2 separate regions of the Homo sapiens genome follow, and region 2 is linked to region 1. A link is a contact called in ENCODE Hi-C data. All regions are on one chromosome and are shown on one strand. The core of a region is the stretch at or near the end of the contact, and the rest is flanking DNA. Distances in the headings are between cores, read along the strand shown. Region 1 holds the start of SLC16A14 (solute carrier family 16 member 14). Region 2 overlaps SP100 (SP100 nuclear antigen).

The links. Hi-C counts contacts between places; a loop is a spot of excess contacts on that map. Pooled maps may share reads with other maps.
Region 2: a pooled map shows a loop between it and region 1 (4-fold over the local background). The contact joins the enhancer-like site here to the promoter of SLC16A14 in region 1. A Hi-C loop is called at or near these places in 1 of 37 single-sample maps with no recorded cell type and 2 of 50 pooled maps.

The regions. Positions count from the first base shown.
Region 1 is chr2:230,067,579-230,072,981 of GRCh38, forward strand. It overlaps SLC16A14 (solute carrier family 16 member 14), which reads right to left and starts at 1,346. Exons shown (of 5, transcript NM_152527.5): 1 at 977-1,346. The region is part of intron 1 of LOC107985995 (a long non-coding RNA gene); the gene reads left to right. RefSeq lists enhancers at 54-824, 1,220-1,339, 1,350-1,409 and silencers at 200-449, 720-989.
Region 2 is chr2:230,534,248-230,540,062 of GRCh38, forward strand. SP100 (SP100 nuclear antigen) reads left to right here. Exons shown (of 29, transcript NM_001080391.2): 25 at 5,020-5,135. Among named protein-coding and RNA genes, the nearest start is that of SP100, 120 kb to the left of the region's middle. Within about 2 kb of position 3,389, at least 2 of the 41 ENCODE cell types and tissues checked have a DNase peak (open chromatin) inside an H3K27ac peak, as active enhancers do.

The DNA.
Region 1 (5,403 bases), core at 96-2,595:
ACACACACAGCCGCACACGCACGCACATGCAAACAAAGAAGCCAGACAAGGCAAAGGAGAATCTCTCTAAGCCCCAATAATGGCCCTCAGTCATCCTTGTTAATGAGCCCGAATCAACTTTTCCTCAGAAAGAAAATGGCTTAATTGGAAAGCAGAGTTCAGCTCCTAAAACATCGTCATGGCCTTGGCAGCGTTTAGCCCCGAAATGGCCGTCCCCGGTCTCTCACCCCATTTCAGCCTCTCTTGAGGAGCCTCAATCGGAAGCGCTAAGGGGGCCCAGCCTCTGCGCGCCCTGGGTGCGGGATCGTGCCCGCGGGGTCCGGCCTCGCGCCCCACCCTTCGAGCGCCCGCCCCCACCCGCGCTCGGTGCTCCCGCTCCCTTGGCACCCCGAGACCACATCCCCACTTCGGGCACCCCGCATCCCTCGGCGCGTTCGGAAGCCAGCAGCCCACCGGGGAAGCTGGGCCGGCTGCAGCACCACAGCCTGTGCAGAGAGGCATCCGCACCCCGCGAAGTCCCTAGGCGCAGCCCCGGGTCCCCCGCTCTGCGCCTCATCACTGTCCAGTTCGAGTCCCAAACGGGCCTAGAGAGCAGCCGGGCAGCGAGGCTGGGCTCCGGGCAGAACGCGCTTCTCCAGCCGGACGGGGGTGCCCAGGATGACGCTCGCGGGGCCCCGGCCAGCTTGAGCAGCAAGGCGCGCGTCCCCAAGCTCCGCCTGGCGGTCTGCCCTGAACCGCCGGTTACCCTGCCCGCCCGCAGCTCCCAAGCCCCCGCGGCGGCCTTGGCACTACCACCTGCCCCGGCACAGTCTCGCCCTCCACCGCCCGGGCAGCCTTTCCCGAGCCTGCCTTGGGCTGGGGCTGCCCCTTCCCGGGGGTCCCTGGGGGTGCAGCGGCCATCTGAAACCTAGGCTCCGATGCCCCCGGCGTCGCTCCATTCCCCAGGCCCGCGGCGCGCGCGGCCTCGGATACTCACCGCCCGAGGCCCGCTGGGCTGCGGCCTCACTCGGCTCCACGCCCGGATCCTCGAACTTGCTGCTCTGCTTGGAGCCCCCTGAGCTGCTGGGTGTAGAGATTTGTTGCAATGTCGCCTATCATCCTGGAGACGCGGGTGCCTGCGGCTCAGCTCTCCGCCCGGCTCGGTGCGCTCTGTGAGGGGCTCCCGGGCTCTTCCGCCGCTCGCTGCCAGGCCAGGTGAGCGTTTGGTGGAGCTGAAAGCTCGACGCCTCAGTCCAGGTGGCTTTAAAACGGGTGCGTTTGGAGGTGCCCAAACCTAACCTGGGCTTCCTTCCAATCGGAGCAATTTCAAATCTTCATGCTCGTTCATTCCTATACCGGCTAATTCTGGTTTGGCAGGGAAAAAAAATGCAGTCACCTCACATGCACACTCTTGTGGCCGGTTGAAGTTTATAGCTTTGGCTGAGGTTCCGCTAAGGCGCTGCACATTTATCACTGGCGGAAAGGTCCTGAAATCTAATCCAGGATGCAAGTGAGACTAGCAGTAGCCTCCATTTCTCTGAGATGGGAGAGAAGGGATGAAACAGACCCTCACTGAAATATTTTTGGCCAAAGAGGACTCAAAGTCCCTTATTCTCTCTCTTTTAGAGACACGGGTTTCACTATATTGCCAGGCTGGTCTCGAACACTTGGACTCAAGGAATCCTCTGGCCTTGGCCTCCAAAGTGCTGGGATCACAAGCTGAGCCACCGTGACCGGCCAGTCCCTCATTCTTGTTTCCACCCTGGGTCCCACCTCTCCCTGCTCTTTCTGCACGTCCATTACCTACCTTCGTGGGCACCAGGCACAACTTTCATCTCAATACCTCCCTACCTCATTCCCAGCAGGGCACACAACATAGTGCTTTGCCTTGGACAGTTTTCTGTATTATTGAAGTGAATGTGTGAGTCGATGAAGCCTGTGCTGTTTTTTCCCGCCTGAAGGTTTTGCAGTAATTCTCTGCTGCTGTTGTGATAAACTGCCACAGTAATAGCAGAGGAAAACCACACAAATTCACTATTTTACAGTTCTGGAGGTCGGAAGTTTGAAATGGGTCATACTAGGCTGAGATCATGGTGTTGGCCACCTTGAAGGCTGTGTTCCTTCTCGTGGCTGTAGGGGAGAGCCACCAGCTTCTGCAGGCCGCCCACATTCCTTGGCTGGTGGCTCTTCCTCCATCTTCAAAGCCAGCACTGCTGCGTCATTTTGTCTTCTTTCCATACTCACATTGCCTTGTCTCCCCTTTTCTGCCCCCACCCCTGTCCACTTTTAAGGACCCTGGGGATTACATTGAGTCCAATGAGATAATCCAGATAATCTCTCTATTTTAAGGTCAGCTGATTAGCAACCTTAATTCCATCTGCAACCTTAATTCCCCTCTTGCCATGTAAGGTAACAAATTCACATGTTCCAGGGATTAGGATGTGGACATCTTTGGGAGACCATTATTCTGCCTACCACAGATTTCCTTCTTTCTTCTTTTCCTTTTTCTTTTCTTCCTTCTTTTTCGTTTCTTTGAAAAAAAATTCACATGTATTTCACATTGCCTTCCTCGGTCACCCAAGCTGGAGTGCAGTAGCATGATCACAGCTCATTGCAGCCTCAACCTCCTGGGCTCAGGTGATCCTCCCACCTCAGCCTCCTGAGTAGCTGGGACTACAGGCACACGCCACCATGCCTGGCTAATTTTTTTGACTTTTTATAGAGACGGAGTCTCATTATATTGCCCAGACTGGTCTTGACCTTTTGGACTCAAGTGATCTGGCTGCCTCACCCTCCCAAAGTGCTGGGATTACAGGCATGAGCCGCTGCACCCGGCCTATATTGCTATTTCTTATATCAATTCTGTCTCTCTTTTTTTTTTTTTTTTTTTTTGAGATGGAATCTCACTCTGTCACCCAGGCTAGAGTGCAGTGGCAATCTTGGCTCACTACAACATCTGCTTCCCAGGTTCAAGCAATTCTCCTGCCTCAGCATCCCAAGTAGCTGGGGTTATAGGAGCGTGCCACCATGCCCAGCTAATCTTATATCAACTCTTGATTTAAAAATTATTGAGGCTGGGCACAGTGGCTCACGCCTGTAATCCCAGCACTTTGGAAGGCCAAGGCGGGTGGATCACTTGAGGCTAGGAGTTCAAGACCAGCTTGGCCAACATGGTGAAACCCCGTCTCTACTAAAAACACAAAAATTAGCTGGGTGTGGTGGCGCCTGCCTGTAATTCCAGCTGCTTGGGAGGCTGAGGCACGATATTGCTTGAATCTGGGAGGCGAGAATCGCTTGAACCTTGAGCTGAGATCGTGCCTCTGCATTCCAGCCTAGGCAACAGAGTGAGACTCTGTCTCAAAAAAAAAAAAGAAAAAAAAATTTTGAGAAAATTGTGAGAAATTGTGGCCAAGTGAGGGCATTTTGATGAGGTGCTAGGCTTCAGTGGTTTACATATCTTACTTTTGCTGATAAGAACACGGGCAACTGGATGGTTAGTGTTCCCTTGGGCGGTGCCTCTCATATCCACTCATTTCAAGCAGGCTTTTGACAGCAAGATTAGGGTTCCTGACAAGCACTTCAATTGCCGATGATCCATTTTGTTGGAAAAGAAGTCTGTAAGATTTTTAAGTCTGTTTTTTTTTTCTCTGAAAACTTGCCCACTTATGGAGGTATGATGGATCTCATATGAACTGTGCATATTTAGTGTCCAATTTGATGAGTTTCAGCATATGGAGGTAGGATGGATCTCGTATGAACTATGCATATTTAGTGTACAATTCGATGAGTTACAGCACGTCTATGGAACTACCACCTCAATCAAATGACTCCAAAATTTTCCTTGTGCTGCTTTGTAATCCTTGTCCCACCTCCACACACCCAGGCAGTCTTTAATTGGCTCTCTGAGAAGCTTCTACTCTGGACCATGAAGGCTTTTCTGATCAATTATTTTGTCTTCATAAGTTTCACTGCTCTTACCTGTCTGTTGGTCTCTCAGTGACACAGGTGGATTGAGGACAGGCCCAAAGCAAAGAGGACTGTGACCCATAAGTTGGTATGTCTGGGTTAAATAAATAGAAATCCACTATCAGGCCAGGCGCAGTGGCTCATGCCTGTAATCCCAGCACTTTGGGAGTCCGAGGTGGGCGGATCGCCTGAGGTCGGGAGCTTGAGACCAGCCTGGCCAACACGGTGAAAACCCATTTCTACTAAAAATACAAAAATTAGCAGGGCGTAGTGGTGGGTGCCTGTAATCCCAGCTACTCAGGAGGTTGAGGCAGGAGAATTGCTTGAACCCAGGAGACGGAGGTTGAAGTGAGACAAGATAGCGCCATTGCACTCCAGCCTGGGTGACACAGCGACACTCTGTCTCAAAAAAAAAAAAAATCCATCTTCAATTAGAATGTAAAATATAAGCGCTAAACTCTTTTCATGTATCTGAAGTAGAGAAACCTGACATTCTCCCTTGATTTTTAGGCAAATTATATATTTTCTCTCAATAGCAATCTTACCTTTAATTGAATTGCATTAGCTAACAACCTTACATCTTAAGAATGTAAACTAATTCACATGCTGCCTGTAAAAGCCTCCTCTCTTAGTTCTAATCATGTACTCAATTGATTTCATAATCCCACCTTGGAGTTGGGGTGAAACTGAGAATTTGGACAATCTTTGCCTTAATTTTGGTGGTTTAATGGTGTAGAATAGGCACAGAGTGGGATAGAATTAGCTTTTGAGAAAGTTGCTAGCACAGAACATTGAAGGGGTTAGAGAAATGCCTTAAAGTGTCACCGTGACTGCCTCATTGTTGTAGCCAGCCCAGATGTAAAGATGACCCACAACCCACATGGTCACCAAGAATATCCTCTGTCTCTCAGTATGGCCCTGTTCCCCACTCCTCTGAGTTTAATGTGGGAGATCAAAGACTAGAATCCAGAACACAAGTGCCTGAAATGCAAGTGTGCTCAGAAATCACAGGGCAAGCCACACGCTGCACAGCCAGGCAAAGTTTTATGAAGGAGGAAGGAAATGCTTTCTCTTACACAGGGCCAGAAATCCAGTGCTGTGCCCAAATCCGTGCCACCTCTTGGCTTGGTGGGTCAGTCTGTGCCCCCCCAGGATTCTCCCTGTGACTGGATTTATCTTTCCGTAAGTGCAGATGCTTTTACCAAGTGGGGACCTTGGTTACATCTGGTCTTGGCAGGTATCTTCAGTCTTGGCCTGCTGCCAAACCAGCCTCCAGGGATTTTGGACTTCAGCATGGCTTATGGGGACAGAAGGAGGTTGCAGGGCTGATAGCAGCCTTCAGCAGCCTGGAGTCTCATAAGAACCACCACACTGAGATGACATTGGTCATGGCTTCTGGGTGCCTCATAAATTTCAGATTTCAGCAAGGCCTCATTTTTATGCTTTATCCATGAACCA
Region 2 (5,815 bases), core at 2,139-4,638, 470 kb after region 1:
TACAAAAAATTAGCCGGGCGTGGTGGTGGGCACCTGTAGTCCCAGCTACTCGGGAGGCTGAGGCAGGAGAATGGCATGAACCCAGGAGGCGGAGGTTGCAGTGAGCTGAGATTGCACCAGTGCATTCCAGCCTGGGTGACAGAGCGAGACTCCGTCTCAAAAAAAAGAGAAGTCTTAGCTAAATCAATGACTACTTTACAGTGACCTGTGATCCTATTTTGTAATATCAAATGTCTTAAAACTTTGATATTTGACAGACTTTCCAAGAGTAAAAATTTCAAGTTCTAAATTCGGCCTTTTTGACCTCAAACTAACTTATTTGCACATTAGGTTCCCTGAAGTTCAAGAGAGACATACTAGACTTATTGACTTATTTGTTACATTAGAATTATGCAGAAAGCGTTGTCACATCTGAGGTGGTGGTCAACTTCTTTTGGGTTATATTTATATAGATGTGTTGTTAATATGTGTTCCAGGATTGTATGATTCTTGCATGTTTTAATATATGCCATCAGTAATAATTATGCTTATTATGTTGAATTGTTATATGTCACAGAAATAACCAAATTTCCTCATCAACTGTGTCTTTAACTATGGCTTGCTTAAGAGTTTTGACATCCACTATTGTTATTTTGCATTGATTCTTCTCAAAAAGTAACATATAATCAGCCGGGCATGGTGGCTCACGCCTGTAATCCCAGCACTTTGGGAGGCCAAGACGGGTGGATCACAAGGTCAGGAGTTCGAGACCACCCTGGCCAAGATGGTGAAACCCCGTCTCTACTAAAAATAAAAAAAATTAGCCGGGCATGGTGGCAGGCACCTGTAGTCCCAGCTACTCGGGAGTCTGAGGCAGGAGAATTCCTTGAACCTGGGAGGTGGAGGTTGCAGTGAGCCGAGATTGTGCCACTGCACTCTAGCCTGGGCGACAGAGTGAGACTCCATCTCAAAAAAAAAAAAGTATCTTATAATCAGCTACAGTCCATGGTTTGCTTCTTTGGGGGAGTTCATGAAAAGGACTTTTGAATGTAGGTTTCTGATGACTTTGGAGGTTGTTTCATTAGATTAGAGAGAGAAAACGTCCAAGAAACTAACTGAAAAACTGATACATTCATAAAATTTACTAACCTAATATGAAGCAGAGCAGGAGTTAGTTGCCTACACTGAACAAATGGAGGCCAGAAATAATTTCTTATGGATTTTTTTTGTTTGAAACATTGCTGCCTTTAACAATTGAGAGGAGCATTACTCTTGTAAACTAAGTTTGAGGCATATTTCTCTCTCTCTCTGCCTAATTTCTCCAGAATTCATAAACTATTTGTGAATATTATTAATTCATGGCAATGTGTTTGCGTATGTTTAATAAGAATCTGTTTTCTGCTGGGTGTGTTGGCTCATGCCTGTAATCCTAGCACTTTGGGAGGCCAAGGCAGGTGGATCACTTGAGGTCAGGGGTTTGAGTCCAGCCTGCCAACATGGTGAAACCCCGTCTCTACTAAAAATACAAAAATTAGCCAGGAGTGGTGGTGCATGCCTGTCGTCCCAGCTACTCGGGAGGCTGAGGCAGGAGGATCACTTGAACCTGGGAGGTGGAGGCTGCAGGGAGCCAAGATCATGCCACTCCACTCCAGCCTGGGTGACAGAGCAAGACTCCATCTCAAAAAAAAAAAAAAAAAAAAAAAAAAAAAGAATATGTTTTCTTTTATAATGAGACACAGTTGGAGGAACTGGTCATTTTCCCAGGGCTTTGACTGAAATGGCCTTGTGAGAGGTTCCAGCAAAGCCAGTTTAAGATAGCCTACATGGACAATGGTTCTTGCTGCACTTTGTGTGGGCAAATAAGCCAAGTATATGGGACTGAAGCTTATTTGGCAGGTAGGTTGGTCCTGCTGTGATTTGTCTTTAGTGGAAGTGGGAGACTGGAGAGAAAAAGAGTGTGTTTCAGAAGAAACCTATAGTATTCAGTTAACTTTTGATTTTTGGGTGGCTATGTGGGTCACCCATGGTATGGATTTGCCCACGACACTCCTCATCAGCATGAAACAGCCAGAAAGATTGACAACCAGTTCCCCATGATTGAGGAATTGATAAACAGAAAAGGGGCACTGAAATGAACCCAATTGTCCCATAAATCTGATTTTTACAGTTTATTTTGAATAAACATAGAAATTGACCCTCTCAGTCTTAAAACTTGAGAGAGTTACATTTGTCTTATCTGAGTTCTTTCTCAGGAAACCAACCGTCAGACCCCCACATAACATCAAGGGACTGAAACTCACCAGATTACTGTATTTGGACAATGAGATGCCAAACTCCTCACCCCTTATGACTGCCTAACCAATAATCTCCTTCCTGTTAACCAATTCCTCCTTACCACTCCCTAATTCCTGCTTCCCTGAATATAGATACATTTCTGCTATATAAACCCCTAACTTTAGTGAGTCAGGGAGACAGATTTCAGACTGATCTCTCATCCCCTTGGCTGCAGCACCCGACTAAAGCCTTCTTGCTTGGCAATACTCATTGTCTCAGTGATTGGCTTTCTGCGTGGCAAGCAGCAGGACCTAAACTGAACCCCTGGTATTTCAATAACAAAATCATGGGTGACTTCCCTGTCTAAACAAAGTCACATTTTGATTCTTTTCATTGCAATGAGATGAGCATTTTAGGCAGGGTCAGCCTTTTGCACAACTGCAAGGAGCACCTTTTGCTGTAAGAATGCCATGTAAGCTAGGCACAGTGATTCATGCCTGCAATCCTAGCACTTTGGGAGGCTGAGGCAAGAGGATCACTTGAACCCATGAGTTTGAGACCAGCCTGGGCAACATGGCAAAACCCCACCTCCACAAAAAATACCAAAAATTAGTCAGGCATGGTGGGACACACCTGTAGTCCCAGCTACTCCAGGGGCTGAGGTGGTAGGATTACTTAAGTCCAGGAAGTTGAGGCTGCAGTGAGCTGTGATCGCACCACTGCACTCCAGCCGAGGTGACAGAGTGAGACCCTGTCTCAAAACAAAAATGCCATGCAGCTGGACTGGTACAGGACACTAATTGAGAGGGGATAGAAAAGAAGTTGCCATGCCCTCTATTTTCTTAGCCAATGCTCTTCCCTAGCAAGATCTAGATCAATCCACACTGTTTCTGTTTCTTTGCTGGAGGTGAGACCCTTCAGTAGTCAAACAGCTCTCATCTCTGGGGTCTGCATAACTTGTTTGATGACTAAGGGAGACCCATAGGGCCATTTCTTACAGCCCACAGCCAAGCCCTCTGTGAAGAGGAAAAGGCAACTCTTCCAGCAAGGAAGTCCTCACCCCTTTTCAAAAACTTTCCTAGACAAACTTGTAGGCTGTTAATGACTCTAGTTATGACCTCCCAGCCCTTACTCAGGAGAAACCACTTTGTAATGTGGGTTTTCAACCTTGGCTGCACGTTGCAATCACCTGGGGATCCCCCGCAACCGCCTGACAAAGATTCTGATGTTATTGGTCTGAGGTGCTGCCTGAGAATTGGTGTTTCCAAAGCTCCTCTGGTGTTTTGTGTTTTTCTAGCACAAGAAAAGTTGTGAGTCACTGTAGTGCAATACAGTTCGATCACAATTGCCACAATTGTGTAGGGTCCATCAGAACCACCTGAAGGGCTTCATAGACCACAGCTGGCTAGGAGCTACCCCTAGGCTTCTGATTCAGCAAGTGAGAGGCAGAGCCCAAGGCTGTATATTTCTAACAAGTTCCAGGTGCTGCTGCTGCTGGTCCAGAGACCACTGCATTAGAGGCCAGAGTTCTCAACTATTGACTGCACATTAGAACCATCTGGACAATATTTAAGACATACTGATGCCTATACACCAACCCAGACTAACTGAATCAAAATCTCTGGTAATGGGGCTCCAGAGATGTTTTTTAATGCTCCCAGGGGATTCTACTGTAGAGCAAGTTGAGAACCACTTGTAAGCAAAAGAAAAAAATTCTTACTAAAAAGGTTAAAGAGACATACACCAAGTTTGCAGGCTTTCTAGACAATGGAACTTCAAACATAGGATTTGCCTGTGGTATTTATTCTTTCTTGGGGCCCACTTGCAGTGTACTTTATAGGATGATGTATCAGAAACCTTGACCCAGCAGCCTAAAAATAGTGGTCAGCATCGATGAGTCTCATCTGTTACAACAAAAAGGAAAAACAGTTACAAGGCCCCACTCCAGGGGAAGCTCAGGCACCCCCCTTGGAGATGTGCCCAAGAAATGGCTCCTAATAGGCCACTCAAATTCTGCCATTGAAAGGGAACACATGGGCAAGATATATCTTGCAGCCTAGAATTGTTTTTATTTATGTGACTTTAGTCTCTTCTTTGTATAGTGACTTTGTAGAGGAAGAGAAATTACAACACCTTACATGCCTAAGTCATGGGGACTCTTCCTCCAGGTTCCCAGAGCAAAAAGCAAAAAGCCCTGTACTCCCTGGTGCCCACCTGGTCATCTTGCCCACGGTTTTTCCATCCCAGAGGTACTGCTGCAGGCCCAGAGCCCTCCAGGAAAAGAACTGACATCTAGGAACTCCTCCCCCAAGCCCTTTCTTCAACTCATTCTTGCTATGACAAGAGTGTGGGTTGCAGTGATATCTCAGAAGTTTATTCCATCATATTAAATTCTCAGTAAATCACCCTTTGGCAAGTCAGTTTAAAGGATACGATGTAGACAGCTAGAAAAGACACTATTTCTGGGCCAGGTTTTCCCAGCTGTTTAATAAATTGCTCAAAAAATCTCTAATTCATCCTATTTTTGTCACTAGTCATCATGTCAGAATCTCTGGTTTCATAAAGAAAACTTTTCTGGCCTGACACACAGCCACTATCTACTGAACTTTGCCGCAGACCAAAATGTCTTCTGAGATCTCCACTCAGCAATCTTTAATATTTTGAGGACAGAAATTTACAAGTGTGCCCTTGATACATAAAAAGGTCACATATTCTAGGGTCCAAGGGTCTCACTGATCCCGGTGATGTCTACATCTCCCCTTCTAGCCGGAAAACTCAAATATATGTGAGGTGTGCAACAAATGGGGACGGCTGTTCTGCTGCGACACTTGTCCAAGATCCTTTCATGAGCACTGCCACATCCCATCCGTGGAAGCTAACAAGTGAGTAAGACATGTCCCCTTCCCTGAGCCCTTCCTTCTTGTGGTACAGCTCCTCCTGCCACTCATGAGTACTCTGCAGAGTTTCTGTACCTGGTTATGTGTTTCTTGATGCATAAGGAGCAGGCTCCTTAGCATCAAGATCCACAAGTATTATCCAGAGCTGTTGAACAGTGCTGGTAGCAGCAGATTAATGGGAAGCAAAAACTCTTCAAGTGGTTATTGAGTGCAATAGTAAGAGGTGTCAACTTCTACCTCCCCTACTTGGCTCCCAGACCCATGCTCTCTAATGGGGTGATGCCATCATACACTGCCTGCTGGTTTAAAGAGTACACCACCTGCTGTGGGACCATCACACAGCTGGTAAAGCCAGTGCTGCAGCAGTCTATCAAGCCAACTGACCCTGGGTCACAGGTCACATGTTGAGACCTGTGAATTCTGCAAGTGTGAGTCCCCTGCTCACTTCCTTTGCTAAAAAATGTGCCTTTGGACAGAGGTGATGGTGTGCAGGATACCACGGAGATTGATAAGGTGCTCTGTGAGTGGTGTGTGGACAGAATTGTTAAGGCTGAGAGGATGATCTCTACCGGGAATGTGTCTGACTCTATGAGGGCAGAGCATTGCCCTTCCATAATGGAGGAGGCTAATGTGACCCACCTGCTCCCAGGGTGTCATCTCAGGGG